2 separate regions of the Homo sapiens genome follow, and region 2 is linked to region 1. A link is a loop called in an ENCODE intact Hi-C map of the cell type or tissue named here. Cell type or tissue: gastrocnemius medialis. All regions are shown on one strand. Each heading gives the region's core, and the rest is flanking DNA. Links, peaks and the distances in the headings are about the cores only. Region 1 has its middle 16 kb from the start of TMPRSS5. Region 2 overlaps LOC107984390 (a long non-coding RNA gene).

Region 1 (8,336 bases), core at 109-8,108:
TTTTTTTTAAATAAAGATAAAGTTATGGTCTCATTGAGAGAAAATGTTATTCTTCCAATGAAGCAAAGTTAGCAAACACCTTCTTTTTAAATTTGCGATGAAGTTTGCTTCAGAGTATAAGAAAAGGGCTCCTGAGAAGCCCTTATTCTTAGTTCTCTGTTTTTTAAAAATCTAATCTTGGGAGAGATTGTTAGGAGCTGTGGGCGGAATATGTGGGGATCAAAAAAGGAAGGGGAAGAAAGGCACAAAGGAGCTTGTTCTGATCCTTTGTAGGATTTTTGCTGTGGCTACCTGCTCTACAGGACTTAGATAAGCAGACAGGTGAAAGAGGCAGTGTTAGGGGGGTGAAGCGGGCTGTAGGGTCATGCTGACTGGGGTTTCATACCTAAGTTGACATTTACTTAGCTGTGTGACCTTTGGCCAGTTACATATTCTCTGTCAAGACTCAGAATCTTCATTTGTAAAGTGAGGATAATAATATGACTCAGAATATGAGCTGATTAAGTGAGGTAATCTATGTAAAACACGCAGCACAGGGTAGGGATCATAAAAGTCAACTCTGTTCAGCACTTAAAGCTCAGCGCACACAATGCAGAATTTAATAACATAGGCAGTTCTCCAACTAAATTGGAGCTCCTTGGAAGGCAGGAATAGCGTCTAATGCTTCTCTTGTTGTGGAGCTGGGAAGAGAAGCTTAATAAATATGGGCTGATTTGAGGTCACTCCATACAATGTGTGGCAATGCAGCCCGAATAAAGAGAAAAGAATGGGGGTCCCTTTGTGGTGTGAGCTGGGGCGTCCTTGAAAGTAACCCACGAGAGCTCCAACATGAGAAGGATTTGATTTTGGGTTCCAGGAGAGCTTCCCTTGGCTGTACGGATATTTATATTTGCATATCTATTTAAAAACCTGTGTTTTAAAGAATTCATACCACCAGGAGGCACAAATCACCTCCAGTTTTTGTTATTAGAACACTTCAGCAATAACTGAGGCCCTGACAGTGTCCCCAAAACACCATCAATTTCTGCAAGACCATTAAAGAACCAAGTAAAGACCCAGCCATCCCAGCCTCTTGGCATTCGGTGTATTTGATTTACATTCTAATTCTTTAAAAGTTAGGCTTCAGTTCCGATAGGGTAACTTCTAAGTGGAGTGGGCAGTTAACCAAAATAGCCAATTTCCCCACAATTCTGGACAAAATAGAGCTTTATTGTCATGGGAGGTATTTTCCATTTGGTTTTATTAGGATTATTACCATTTTTGAGTGCAAATAGGAGAGCTTAAGTAACAACCTTTTTTTTTTTTTTTAAACCAGGCAGTGCAAAAAGACAGAAGTGCAGTTTTTGTCTCAAAGTCTATATGGCTGTCTACAAGAGTGAGCATGAGAGTGAGGTAGTGAGAGGCAGGCCCTGAGGGCTGCTGAATGGACCATCCCCTCCTGGCCCAAGTTTGGCAGGAGAAATGGTGAAGAGGGACTTCTCAGCATAAAACTGAGGTCTCCAGTCAGAGAGACAGAGCAAGTGATAAATTAAGTGGAGCAGAAAGAACTGAGAATGGTAGCATTCATCATAACACGTACAGAATCCCCTAGAGGGCATGGCAGCCTCAGGCCAGTGTGCGTTTTGTAGTTATTTTACAAAAGTGTCTCATGTTCATTATTGTCAGTATTTGGTAGGTGGTCAGAATTTACAGTGGTGACTATAACTGGTTGTGAGGGGCCTTATGGGACCTGGATCTACATAAGCCAAAGACTGTAGGTTTTCACGTTTTATTCTAACACCCCTGTGAGGAAAATGTTATCATCCCTATTTTACAGAGGAGAAATCAAGGCACAGACAGGTTAGGTGTCTTGGCTGAGGACACTGTGGGTAATAGCAAGGTCAGGGTCTCAACCCAGGTTTGTTTGCTTCTAGAACTAATGCTCTTTTCATTGTTCTCATAAAAAGTCCTCTTTATCCAGGGCTCTTTCTGCCTCTTATACATCTCCAGATGTTGCTTTGCTAGGCTGCTGTAACACAATACCATAAAGCGGGTGGCATAAACGACAGAAATGTATTGTCTTACAGTTCTGGAGGCTACAAGTTCAAAACAAGGTCTCTGAAGGATGGGTTCCTTGTGAGGGCTCAAAGGGAAGGCTCTGCTCCAGGCCTCTCATTTTTGGCTGGTAGATGTTCATCTTCTCTGTGTGTCTGTTCACGTGGCCTTCCCCCTGTCTGTGTCTCTCTGTCCAGATTTCCCGTTGTTCTGAGAATACTGGTCACATTGGATTTGGGCCCATCCTCATGACCTTTTTTTTAAACTTGTTTACTTCTGTAAAGTCCCTACCTCCAAATAAGGTCACACTCTGAGATACTGGATTGAGAACGCTGACATATGAATTTTGAGGGGCACAATTCAACCCATAATACCAAATAAATCTCCTATAGGTCACACACTCTGGCAGCTGTGCTTTAGACACTGTGTTTACATTGAAGAGACTTTTCCGATGGCCCCTTATTGTTTTTGTCCATGTTGTTTAATCTGTGAACTAACAGCCTTGAATTTAGTCACCTTCAAAGTGGGCCTGCTCACTGGAATGAGCGTCAGGTCAATAAAGCATTCAATGGGCTCTAATTTAATTAGCCAAGTTACTGTGACAGCTGCCTTGTAACTGTGATTCACAGACGGGCAGAGAACAGAGACGGGACTGGCAGAGTTCATTGTTGATTCCAGGGATTGCTGATGCCACCCCAGGCCCTAGGAACTTTGCTCCTGTTCTGGCAGGAAAACAGAGGGACACTGAAGGGGCATTTAGGATTTTCTGTCTTGGATGTGTCTTTTGAGATTAAGTGGAAAATAGATTTAAAGTCAAGGCCCTGCAGCTTCATTCCCCTCTTTCCTCATCTTGCCATATATCAACTCAGCTCTCCCATAATTTAAAAGTGTCCTGAAAATTTCCTTCACTACAAACCATGGCCCGTACACTAGGTTTGTCAGCTGCTTCCATCCCAGCCAGCCAAGCTGGTAGAGTTCCTTCAATCTCTCCCTGCCTCCTTCTTCTAAAACCTAGTCCTTGACTCACTTCTCAGTCCCGGGAGCATTGACCTTATCAATCTACCACTGTTCTTCCTACAGGAGGGGAGACAGTTCTAGGTGTGCATTCAGAAGAACTAGATTTCATTTTTGGTCTGTCACTTACTGACCAGTGTCAGCTTGGACAAACCATTTAGCCTCCCTGCCCTCAGTGTGGTCGCTAATCAAATGGACATAGGCATCCCTGGCTTGCTTACCTGTCAGGATGGTCATGAAGACAGAGTAAACCTCAGTGGAGCTGCCCCTAGCACAAGCTGATGGAAAAATGAAGAAAACTGATTTTGCTTGTATTGTATTTACCATACGAGTGGGATCACTTTGATGTCTGTATGCTCTGCATGTATGTGTCTGAGTCAGACTGTGAATTCCAGGAGTGCAGAGCACTTTGTTCGAGGTCCAGCCTGCACTGTATGCAAACAGGTATAGAAGACTTGGAATGATTGATGAAAGCCAGTCTTGGAGAATAAAGAAAAGACCAGTGGGTGAAAAGGGGGTATCTAAGAAGATTGCACATGGAGTGACTTATTTTATGTAAGTCACAAAGGGTTTACATTTATGCCAGTCATTAAACATTGATTTAAAGTATTTGATAGCTATTATTTACCAAGAGCAGATGTTTAGGAAGTTATTTTTAATCAACTGCATGATTAATATTTTTTTGCTGCTCCTTTGTGTCTTAATTAAAGCAGATGAAAAATGTCTTGTGTATTTGATATTGACACCACTGACTGTGGGGATTTGTTGTCATAGTCCATAGTCAGCTGAGTATTTTATAAGCTTAAGTCTTTACATATAAACTTGAAAGGCTCCCAGAGTAACTGGTTTTTAAACAAAGTAAAAAACTGCTTTACAAAATGAGCAATTTTGGGGGGGGCATTTTAATTTATAGTATGTAAATTATAAACTTCATATTTTATCTCTGAGCTAGAAAAATAGTCTAGAAACAATGGATGGTTCTTTGTAGACTTAGAGATAATTTCCTAGAATACAACTTGGGTCATTTTTTTGTCTGTATATTGTAACAAGGGAAGCCTTGTGTTCCCTTTCTTCCTGGGAATGCACGCTCCCGCGTGGGAGGAGAAAGCTGCTTTCCCATTTCTCCCACTCTTTGTTGCTGCCATGGTGGCTGGTGCAGGGAGACTGCAGCGCAGGGACAGAATGGGGCTTTTTTTTTGTTTTTGTTTAATTTGAGAACTATGATGTGCCATTTACACACCTAGGAAAGGTGCTAGGGATAAATATACCTATACAAACAGAAGCCATGAATTCTGGTTTTGGGGAATGAGAGGAGAGGTTTTGGGATGGGTTGGTGTTTGAGCTGTGTCTTGAGGTACCAGTAATTTTCTAATTAGGGAAGCATGAGGGAAGGGCATTCTAGACTGAGAGCACAGCCTAAGCAAAGGCATGGAGGTGGGAGTGGGTGTTTGACTTGAGGAATATTCTAGAGCTTTTTTGCAGTTGGAACATAGAGTACAGGAAAGAAAGAGTGCAATGAAACATGAGGCCAAGAAGATAAGTTTGGGATTGGGTCATGAATGCATTGGATAATCAGCCTGAAGAATTTGAATTTGATCCTGCCAGCAATGGCGAAATCAGTGAAGACTTATGTAAGGAGTAGAGTGGCCTGCTCTGACCTGTTTAGGAAGGAAACCTGGTAGCCACATGGGGGATGGGTGGTGTTGGGGAGAGAAGGGAGGCAGGGAGATTGTTGGCAGTGGGGTGAGGGGTTGGGGATGGAACTTTCCTGAATGTGCAGGAAGAGAGAGGGGAGGAAATTGAAAACAGACCAGCATCTGCACATGTCAGTTGATTGATTCAACAAAACTTTATGGAACGCTTGCCATATTCTGGGCACTGTGTGCAGTTGAGGCTACAAAGATAAAGAGGACAGGATGTCTGCTCTTGAGAACTTACCACTGACTGAGCCAAACACAGTTAACCCTCACCATGTACCATGACATGGTGCATGCTTTTCCAGAGGGGGCTATACAGTGCGAGGGTTGCCTTGGGCACTGGGGAAGGGAGAGGGACATTTAACCTGGGTCTTAAAGGATGGTGGTGAGCTGATTATGTCTTTAGGTGGCTTATTAAAAATGGTTTCCATTCTTCTGGGGGCAAAGACTGATCTTTACTGTGGCACTAAAGGCCCTGCTTGTCCTGGCCCATTCATTGCCCCAGCCTCTGTTCCACCATCTTCTCTTTGCTGTCCTGCTCTGCTGCTTCCAGTCTCTTGGAGGCACCACATTCTCTCCTGACACAGAAAATTTGCCTTTGCCTTTGTCTGGAGCTCACTGTCCTCTCCCAAATTCCAGCTGAATCTGCCTTCCTTGAGGAAGTCTTTCTTGAGTCTTTAGACTCAGTCAGACTTCTGGTACGTACTCTCTTTAGCACCTTGTACTGGTCTTTCATAGCACTTTATCAAAGTCATAAATTTGCATTTATGTGGTCCTTTGTTTCATGAATGTCTCTGCTCACCATTGTGTCTTCAGTGTTGGACAGTGCCTGGCACATAGAATATTCTCAATAAATATATATTGACTGACTGCTGGAGTAAAATAACTAAAGAAGGAATGTGATATTGTTTGGCTGTGTGTCTCCACCCAAATGTCATGTTGAATTATAATCCCCAGTGTTGGAGGTAAGTCCTGGTGGGAGGTGATTGGATTATGGGGGTCGTTTCTAATGGTTTAGCACCATCCCCCTAGTGCTGCCTCGAGGTAAAAGTTCTCAAGAGATCTGGTTGTTTAAAAGTGTTTAGCACCTCATCCTTTACTCTCTCTTCCTCCTTCTCTGGCCATGTAAGACGTGCCTGCTTCTCCTTCACTTTCCACCATGATTGTAAGTTTCCTGAGGCCTCCCCAGCCATTCTGCCTGTACAGCCTGCAGAACTGTGAGTCAATTAAACTTCTTTTCTTTATAAATTACCCAGTCTCAAGTAGTTCTTTATAGCAATGTGAGAACAACTAATACAGAAGGGTATTTCAGAAATAGGGAACAGCATGAGCAAAGGGGCTGTGGCTTATTTTGGGGATATTCTAGGAACAACAAGTGGCTGGCTTATGGAGGGGGCTAAAGATGAGGACAAAAGGTATGTTGGGTACCTAGAAAGAACCTTTCATGCCATGCTAAGGACACCTTGTTCTTCTGCCATCAGAGACTGCACTAGAATTGTTGGCTTGACTGAGTTAGACTATAAGCTCCCTGAGGGTAGGTGATGGGTGCACCAAAATCTCAGAAATCCCCACTAAAGAACTTATCCACGCAACCAAAACCACTTGCTCCCAAAACTATTGAAAAAAAAAAAGAATGTGATATGCTAATCAAGGCAGCTCACTACTATATGAGACCACACAATTTTTCTTTTCATTTTAAATATACTTTAATCCATTTTTTTGGTAAAATGGCAACGGTCACTTGGGGTTTGTTCACTGTCTATAAATATGCAGTCAATGGTCTGGATCTGGAATAAGTTAACTGGATCGAATATTTTCCTAATTTTTCATTCCTTAAAGCTTTTCTCTTCTTAGACTTCTGAATTATTCATTACTTCATTGAGAAAACCACTCTCCAGAAGGTAGGATGGAAAGAGTGTATGGTCGGGCCCCATCAGGCTGTGGGATGACAGCAGAGTGTCTGGTGGCTTAAACTAACCCAAACAGGATGACACAAACTGAACTTGAAGGGGCTGGGGACTTGTTTGAGGGGACTGGGGTATTGTGGATGCAGGAGGACCTTACTACGGGTAGAGACTAGATGATAATGAGGGACACATTATTGATAGAGACGAAGACAAATGGGGAAATAGCATGGGACCAAGGGCAATGTACAAAGCTTTCAGATTCTCAGTTTTTCATCTCCCCAGATCCATGCTGTCTCATCACCACCACCTGGAGCACCAACCTCCAACATTTCCAGAGAGAGAGAGAGAGAGAGAGATATTACAAGAGGTTCATGTGATTATGGGGGCTGTCTAAGCAAGTCAGAAAGTGCAGGGAATCAGGATGGGGAAGGTCATGGGCAACCTTGAATCCACAGACAAGGGCTGAAGTTGTTGTCCACTTACAGATAGGAAGAGAAGATCATGAGCAGGATGGAACTCCATAGGCACTGGCCAGAGCTGTGGTCCACAGGTGGAATTTCTTCTCTTCGAGCCTGTCTATTCAGTGAATACATGATTTGTGTGGCATGTGGGATGAAAACAGGAAAAGATCCTGGACTAGGAGTCAGGAGACCTGGACTTGAATTGCCTCCACATTTCTGTGGCATATTCAGCTTTTGTGGCCTCAGTTTTCTCTGATCGGAGAAGTGGTGGATTCAATGGTCTCTGTCAACAAATTTTGCAAGTCTGATATTTCTGTATGAACTAGAACTTGGGTATTTCTGCTTGGGTGGAAGAGAAAGACATTGTGACCTGTTTAAAGGTGGCAGGGTCCATCTGAAGGACAGTTGAGAAAAAGCCTTGATGTTTTTGAAAATATCAAAACAGTGACTGAAGAAGGAGAGGAAGCAAGAATTTCAAAGCTCATCCACAGATGGGCCTGGTGGGACAGGGAGTCATCAGTGGGAGGAGGCAGGGGAGCAGGGCCAGGACTAGAGTGAAGCTACATCAGCATCACCAGGGTGACAATACAGACCCCAAGGCCCCCATTCAGAGGAGTTATGCTTTGGGAAGTTTCAGATAGGGCACTCTAGGGCACACAATTTAAGAAGGCCTCACTCTTAGACAATTCAAATGCTGGCACTCCACTTGCTAGTGAGTAAGTCCTTCAATTCTGCATCTGGGCTCCTGCCTTATCCTAGAGTGGTTATTCTGTGCAAACCAGAGAAATGGCTAGGGCAAACCAGAATAGATCATCTAGAATGGAAGGGCATAGCAGTGAGAAAGAGAAAAGAAACTTTTTAAAAAACATTATACTTTAAATTCTGGGATACATGTGCAGAATGTGGATGTTTGTCACATAGGTATACACGTGCCATGGTGGTTTGCTGCACCCATCAACCCAATACCCATTAGGTATTTCTCCGAATGCTATCCCTCCTCTAGTCCCCCAACCCCCGACAGGCCCCAGTGTGTGATGTTCCCCTCCCTGTGTCCATGTGTTCTCATTGTTCAACTCCCACTTATGAGTGAGAATATGTGGTGTTTGGTTTTCTGTTCCTGTGTTAGTTTGCTGAGAATGATGGTTTCCAGCTGCATCCATGTCCCTGCAAAGGACATGAGCTCACCCATTTTTATGGCTGCACAGTATTCCATGGTGTATATG
Region 2 (8,336 bases), core at 268-8,267, 120 kb after region 1:
TTAATATAAGGTTTATAGAGTTGAAACTGACTGTGAAGTACTACAGTTGGATTTATGATTTAAGACTCATGACTTAGAAAGAAATAAGGGACTTAGGATTTAGGAAGGAAATCTATAGAATAGCTCTCTCTTGTTTCTGAAATAGTACTTGAATTCTGTTGATGAGATGAAGTGATACTGTTCTGTAACCGGAATTCATATCAGCAAAGTCAGTTCAATTCCCTTGGGTGTACAAAAGCTGGGGCTGTCTTCTGATTGTGAGAGTGGCTTCTCCCCAAAACGAACCACAAATTAAATACATGTGGGATAACCATCATTTCTGTAGAAATCTCATGATACAGCTGGGCTGCCATTTTCCTTTTATAAAAAGGAAATCCAATACCTGAAATAGCTGATATAACTAGTTGAGTGAGGATGAAGGGGCATGACTGGGGGTCTGTTGGTGTTAGTTGCTAATAGGTAAGTCTTTTATAGGAGAGATAACTGGGGAGAGTTGGAGATGTGTTATATCTGAAAGTGATATGCATCTAATTTTTCATATCAAAAGTGATAACTCTAAATATAAAATAATAAATACTAAACTTAGAAATTGTAGTATATCCCTGACAGCAATAGCTCCACCCATTTGGTAGTCGAGTCAGTGCCTGGTTAGCTTCAGTTTAGTTATACTATGAAACTTGGACATGGAGGGAGCCTCATAGGAAGAGATACACAAGGGAGGTGACTCTAGTCTTATTGGTGAGATTGGGCCATGTCTAATAACAAACTCAGCTCATACAGACTCTGGGATAGGAAGAGCCTCAGATTACAAAGCCTGGGAGTGCAGTATTGAGGATGATGGAGAAAAGTGGGTTAAGACTATAATCCCCAAATCAGGCAAATACAGATCAGATAAGACATTTATCTCAAATTCTTAGGGTTCCTCTTTACTGGACACATGAAGCTTCCAAAAAACAGGTAGAAATGTGGGGGAAGACGCAGCTTGCTGCAGATGCAAACACCAAGAGAAGAGGGAATTCCAAGCAGTGTTAAGTGCTTCAGGCAGGTCAAGACAGCAGAATTATTCTAAATTATTAAAAATGAAAATTATTAAAAAGCATTAAGAAACAATTTCTGTAATGTAGTAATTCTTAAACTCTAGACTTCTAGTCACCATCTCTAGAAATTCTGATTCTTTGATCAAATAGTGTTCAGAGATGTGCATTTTAAATACATCTCAGGTAATTCTTAGCAGATTGTTAGAGGAGGTTTCCTTAACCTGACCAAGGATACTCCTAACAGATTTACAGACAGCAAACAATATACTTAATGGTGATATTGTAGAAATATTCCCATTAAAGACAGGAATAAGAAGGGCAACTATCTTCAGTTCCATAGCCCATGCAATAAAACAAGAAAAAGAAATAAGAAGTAAAAGATTGGAAAGAAACATATAAGCTGCTGTTATTTGTAGATGCTATGACTGTCTACACCAAAAATCCAAAAGAATCTACAAAATATGAGAACTAATAAACGTTTTAGCATTTTGGCTGGATACCAAAACAACATAAAAAGACAATCGCATTCCTACACAAAACAATAACCAATCAGAAACATAATTAGAAAAAAAAATCTCATTCACAGTACCAAAGAAGCAATAAGACACTTATACATAAACCTATCAAAAGATGTGCAAGTATTCTGTGAAGAAAATATTTTCAGTGAAAGTTTCCATCTCTTTCATGTTTTGTCTCCTTCTCTTTTTCATTCCCCCTACTCCTTCTTGTCTAGTGGCTTGCATCTCCTCCCAGCTTACTTGGTCCCTCTTCCAGAACCAAGTGTTTTAATAGTTACTCAGAGTTCTCCCCCACCAGGGAATGGTGGGTTGTCACAGATCTCAGACCCTGGTCTGAGATCGGGTCTCTGGACTCCCACATCTGTAGGCTGAAGCTTACAAAGACGTGTACCCTTAGACAGCAATTGTCAGTAATATTTTCTAGCTTCCTTTTGCAACCTAAGAGAGGAGTAAGTTGGTAAAAACTCCTGACTCAAGTTCCTTGTTTCCTGTGAAGTATTTTAAGTTCCTTTCTCCCCAGGATCTGAACTCTTAGCTACCATTCCCTCCACCTGGGCCCAGAGCCCAGCAAGCTCACAGCTCCATTCAGGTTCACTTTTTAAAATTATTTTATCTTTTCATTTTTATTGTTATACTTTAAGTTCTAGGGTACATGTGCACAAAGTGCCGGTTTTTTTTACATAGGTATACATGTGCCATGTTGGCTTGCTGCACCCATCAACTCATCATTTACATTAGGTATTTCTCCTAATGCTATCCCTCTCCCAATACACACCCCGCTGACAGGCTGTGGTGTGTGATGTTCCCCGCCCTGTGTCCATGTGTTCTCATTGTTCAATTCCCACCTATGAGTGAGAACATGTGGTGTTTGGTTTTCTGTCCTTGTGATAGTTTGCTGAGAATGATGGTTTCCAGCTTCATCCATGTCCCTGCAAAGGACATGAACACATTGAGGATCACTTTTTAATATTTTGTTTTGTTTCTGATCAATGCAGATGCTTATCTCATATTAGAACCTTGTTATGTATTTTGTGAGTGCGTTTTCACTTTTCATTTCATTGCTATATTGTTTGGAGTGGCAGGAGTTATCAAGCATGAACTCACTGCCCATCTTGACCAGAGAGACTTCATTTCTTTTCTTGGAGAACAAAGGGAAGTAGAGGATGAGAAAAGACACATTGTTTATCAAATTGGTTACTGATTAACACCAATTTGAGTAATACCTATTTAAACATTCCTTTGGGAAACTGGCAAGATGAAAGTGAGGGGTCAATTGAGAAGGAATGAAGGAAGGGGAGACCTGGGAAGTTTGGGGCTGGGCAAACAGGCAGGGAATGAAGAGGGAACCCTGTCTATGAGCACCTGCTCCTCTTTAGGCATCTTGAATGTTGTCCTTTTTCTTCAGTATGGACAAGAACCCTTCTCCTATTTCTCCTGCTCTTCGGCTTCCTCATTCATTCTCTTCTTTCTCCTAAGAAAGGGAGGTTGAAGGCTGTGATTTCCTTTTTCTCCTTTCCTCATGGATTCTCACAAAGCAGAGGCCCAAATATGCTCCTAGGATTCAGCCAGGACCTTCCCTTTGTTCCTGAATACCCATCGGCAAGTCAAACTAATCAGAAACACAATTCTCCTCAGAGCTCAGTTCAAGACTTGCACTGATAAACTCTTACTTTCCTTCTCTTGCGTAGTAGTATTTTTGAATTCCTACTATGTGCCAGGCTCAGAGAACCCAAAGGAAGAGTCACAGATAAGAAATGAAAAATGACATTGAGCAATCACCTACTCTGAAGCCATCCTTGATCAAGGAGACTCCCCCTGATTTCTGAACACCCCTTCCAGCTTCTCCTTTCTTTCCCCACCCTGCTACCAAGAAAAGAAGAGCCAGATCTCTGGTTAAAGAGCTAAGGTCCCTACTTATTTCTGGGTCTTTTGTTTCACAGTGAGGACCCTGGCTCTGGAAGTAGCTCTTCTTTGGCTCCTGGCCATTCTCTGATGAAGTCATCTGAAGAGGCCAGTGCTGTCATTGTGGCCACCAGCAGTCTGCCAGGGCCTGTCCTGGGGCTCATCCAAGCCCCAGCTCCAAGAGGCAAACTGCAGATGTTTCTTCTATTTTTAGATGCTGGGATGTTGCCCATGAACGAGCCAGTGACCTGGAAAAGCCAATTCTCCCTCCAATCTCTGCTTCTGACTCGCTCATTTCCCTTCATTGTTCTACCAGATTTTTCCTCCTACTATGGGACCGGCATGAAATGACCCAGAGTTAACTGAGCTAGACCTTGGTCTGGGGACACAGATCTTGACTTCTCCTGCACCTACTAGGACTGTGGTCACCAAGACTGGTTTTAGGTTTAAGAGATTGAACTCTTTGTTATATTAGGGGTCTCCAAAAAATTTCCATCATGCTTTCCTATCAGTAAAACATTTTTGAGCACCCATCCTAGTTTTTGCTTATGTTATTTATTTATAAATTTTGTACATGTAAATTTGTACTAATATATGTTATAAAGCTTATACAGAAAGTAGAAGATGTATAGGCTGAAACAGTTCTAAGGGATTAGGAGTTCTCACATCCTTTTCTTGTGCCCCATGTATCTTCTGGCACCCCCTCTGTGGTAATCACTGCTCTGCATAGCTAAATGAGAAAATGTCCTTTGGAAACACTTTTTAATTTTTTTTTGAGCTGCATGCTAGCTATTGTTGATTTGGGGAATAATGGAAAGGTTTTTGTTGGCTAAAGTATTGCCTCTTTTCCAATAAACAGCAAGATCTGAAATTTCTCTATTAGAGAAGTGGTAACTTTGGGTTAAGCATTGCCTTCTCTCTGAGGTCTCTTAAATCAACAAATCCTTTTGAAAGAAGTTGGAGAAGAAGCGTGTTATATCTCCAGTCCTTTAGGTCAGTACCTAAATTGGGCTGCTTTCCTCAGAGCCCTGGATGCCCAGCATAGTGTCTGGCACAGAGGAAGAGCTCAATATACACATTTGTTGAATTAGTGAATGAGTGTGGGCAATTCAGAGAAGGGAAAGATCAAAAAGAGCAAGAAGGAAGCTAAGGTACTGGAAGGCAAAGTGAAGCTGAGTTTTCTCCTCTTTCTAATTTCGCTCAGGGCCAGAGAGGTTTCTTCTCTTCCTGGGAGTAGTTATTCAGCACAGTGCGGTTCCTTCCCGGGCAGGGCTTCTCTTGGTCTGAGATTTTATTTCCCAGGAATGCAGGGGTAGCTGGGTTGCTCCAGAGCAGAGAATGGACCCTCTGCAATCTAGTCATCTGGAAAGAGGACTAATCTATTCCTGCCTTTCTGAATAAGCCAAGCAGAGTCATTGTTCCATTCTTTGCCACCTTCACTCTGTTCTTAGAGCAGCCTATGATGAGGGTCAGACGTCTATATCCACAGGTGGTTGCAGAGTATTTGTGGTTTGCAAAGAGGGATCTGGTCCCTTTTGGTATCCTCAGGACATTTTTGTAGGCAATAGAAGGAGATTTCTTTTCCCAGAGAAGAGATACATGTTGAAATAGATTCTACCCATCTAGTCAGCCTTGCACAGGATTTTTTTGCTTGTTTTTTTGATCTCCCCCAACCCCCTGCCAAAAAAGGTGTGTGTGTGTGTGTGTGTGTGTGTGTGTGTGTGTGTTAAGCAGCATCAATTTAGTTGGAATTGTACTGAATTTATAGATGTACTCAGGGAAAATAGACATCTTTGTAATATTGAACTACCACACATTTGGGCAAATACTATGTTTCTATGTCTCTCTATTTATTCAGGTCTTTTTTAATGCCTCTCAGCCATCCAGTTTTCACCTTGTCAGTTGAGTTTTTATTTGTTGAATCCCAGGAATTTTACATTTTGTTTTATTATTGTGTGCTAGTTACTCTTAATTGATATTTGCAAGTTAACATCTTTAGTTTTCTAAACAAATTGTTAAGGATTGTTTTATTAAGTTCCTGAAAATTTCAGTTAGTATTTTGTTTGCAATTGCATAGATTTGATAGATTAGTTTGGGAAAAATTAGGGCTCTACCTTTACTTCTACTTTTACTCATTTTCTTCATTATTTTAAACAAGCTTAAAAGATTTAGTAGAGTTCTAAAGTTCTAAAGCTCTCTCTTTAGAAGAATGTGCATTCTTTATTAGCTTATTTCCTAGATGTTAGAGGTTTTGTTGCTATTGTGAATAATGTCTTATTTTCGTGTTTTAGTGTAAGTCTGTAAAAATGCTATTGATTTTTGTAGATCGATTTATTTTTTAAAAAGTTTTTGTAGAGATGAAATCTTGCTACGTTGCCCAGGCCGCTCTTGAACTCTTGGCATCAAGCAATCTTCCTGCCTTGGCTTCCCAAAGCGCTGGGATTACAGGTGTGAGCCACCAGGCCTAGCCTTATGTAGATTGATTTTGTATCTAGTTCCCTTGTTGAACACTTAATAGATCTTTCAGTTTGTCTTCAGATCTATTGAGATTTCTCATACATGAGCATATAACTTGAAAACAATAGAAATGTTATCATTTCCCTTTTAATTCTTAAAAACTCTTATTGCTGTTGTTATTATTATTAGTTTTATATAGCATTAGGCAGGATATCCAGAAATGGTCATAGCAGACATCTTTTGGGTTATTTCTGATCTTATCTATTTAGTGTGATGCTTACTGTATATTTTGGGCATAGCTCCTTTACTAACTTAAAGGAATTCCTATTTTACTAAGTGTTTTTATTATATATATATATGTGAAATTTCTATAAAATATTTTTTCTGAATCTATTGAGAAATCATTTGATTTTTCTCCCTTGGTCTAGTGTATGGCTTATATTAACAGATTTCTGTTTTTAAATTACCTCAAGATTACTGCAATAAACCTTATTTGATCACAATTTTTAAAAATGTGCTGTTGAATTCAGTTTGCTTATATTCTATTTTGGATCTGTAAGTAAAAAGGAACTATTGTGTTTTTCCCCCCCTCTCTATTCTTATTAGGTTTTAGAATTAATCTAATAGAATGAGTTGTGCTGCTTTTTTTTCTTACTTTCTGGAACAAATTTTCCAGACAGGAATACTTTGTTTTTTGAAACATCGTCTGTAAAACCATTTAGCCTAGGAGCAATTTTAAAAAATATTATTATTATTATTTTGCTTAGAGATGGGGTAGGGGTGTCTTCTCTGTTGTATTTAACCATTTCAATATTTTGTTATTGGTTGGTTCAAATTTCTGATTTTTCTTGGGCTCGTTTTAAATTCTATATTTTTCTATAAATATATCTATTTTGTCTTAGTTTTCATTTTATAAGTGAATAGTTATTTTTTAATAATTATTTTAATCTCTTTGATATCTGGAGTTTTTTTTTCCCTTTTGAATTTTATATTTCTGCATCTTCTTTCTGATGAGCTTTTGCTGCAGGTCGGTACAGCTTAGCAATCACTTCAAACGTTCAGCTTTTGTTTTAATTATTCTTACCGATTTTGTAGTTGCTGCTGCTGCTATAGTCACTCTTTTATTGAATTCTGCCTTTATCTTTATTTTCTTTCTTATTTTTTGTGCTCAGTCAACTGTTCTTTTTTTAATCTTTTCAGTTAAAACCTTACTTCATTTGTTTTCAATGCTTTTTTTCCCCTAGTAAATGTATTGAGAACTATAAGTTTCATTCTTAAGTCTGCTTTTGCTGTGTCTCTGAAATTCTGGCATGTATTTTCCCTCATTATCATTTAGTTCCAAGTATTTTATAATTTCTTTTATATTTTCCTGTTAACCCAAACATTATTATGTTACTACTTAACAGAAGTACAAAGCTTTAAAGTTATTTTATTCATAATTTATAATTTTGTTCCATTTTGTTAAGATAACAATGTGAATGATGATGATTTGGGGAGAATGTATTGAGGCTCCCTTTGTGATCTGGTAAATGTTAAATTTTTTGAATATTTTATGTGTGCTCAAAAATGTTCTCTCTTCTTATTGATGGTTGTAAAGTTCTCATATAATTAGTATTTCAAGTTTATGAATCATACCATTCAGATCTCCTCTATAATTGCTTATTTTTTGTCTGTGTATCCCATCAGTTTCTCAGATGACTACAAAAAACGTGTCTAGCTATAATTGTTATATGGTTCTCTCTTTAGTTCTGTTGGTTGTTGCATTTTGTACATTGAAGGTATGTTTTTAAGCAGATGTATGTTCACAATTGTTATATCTTTCTGCTCATATTTTTCTTCTATTGTTTGACATTAAATCTGCTCCCCAGTTTCATTTGGTTCAAAATTGCATCATATACCTTTTCCATCATTTTATTTGTGACCTCTCTGTCACCTTTTGTTTTAGAAATATTCCTTTCAGAAAACCTATTGTTAGATATTGCTTAAAAAAAAAACCCAATTTGCAAGTGGCTGTCTTTTGATTAGTGAACTTAATCTGTTTGTAAATTGTGTTAGTTTCCTAAGGCTGCCATGACAAAATAGTTCACACTGAGGAGCTTAAAACAGCAGTAGCTTATTGCCTCATAGTTGTGGAGGATAGAAATCTGAAATAAGGTGTTGGCAGGGCTATGCTCCCACTGAAATATTTAGGGGAATTCTTTGCTTTTTCCTAGCTTCCAGTAGTTTGCTGAAATCTTTGGTGTTCCTTGGCATGCAGCTGCACAGTTCCAATCTCTGCCCTCATTGCAGCATGACACCTCCTTGGGCATCTCTCTCTCTCTTCATGTGGCATTTTCCTCTTCCTATAAGGACACCAGTCCTCTTAGATTAGGGGCTCACCCTACTCCAGCATGACTTCATCTTAATGTAACTAATTACTTCT

The links. Peaks named below come from ENCODE experiments on the same cell type or tissue, not always from the same donor. Only the 100,000 strongest peaks of a DNase experiment are listed, where the experiment ranks them.
Region 2: a loop joins it to region 1, with 2.4 times the contacts of the local background. A loop is called at or near these places in 3 of 110 quality-filtered maps.

Annotation. Positions count from the first base shown.
Region 1 is chr11:113,718,221-113,726,556 of GRCh38, reverse strand. No RefSeq gene overlaps it. Among named protein-coding and RNA genes, the nearest start is that of TMPRSS5, 16 kb to the right of the region's middle. In gastrocnemius medialis, for the core only: no CTCF peak of the experiment used is centred there; a DNase peak (open chromatin) is centred at 4,706; H3K27ac peaks cover 6,004 bases.
Region 2 is chr11:113,598,819-113,607,154 of GRCh38, reverse strand. The region is part of intron 1 of LOC107984390 (a long non-coding RNA gene); the gene reads left to right. Among named protein-coding and RNA genes, the nearest start is that of TMPRSS5, 100 kb to the left of the region's middle. In gastrocnemius medialis, for the core only: no CTCF peak of the experiment used is centred there; a DNase peak (open chromatin) is centred at 3,614; H3K4me3 peaks cover 584 bases; H3K27ac peaks cover 1,505 bases.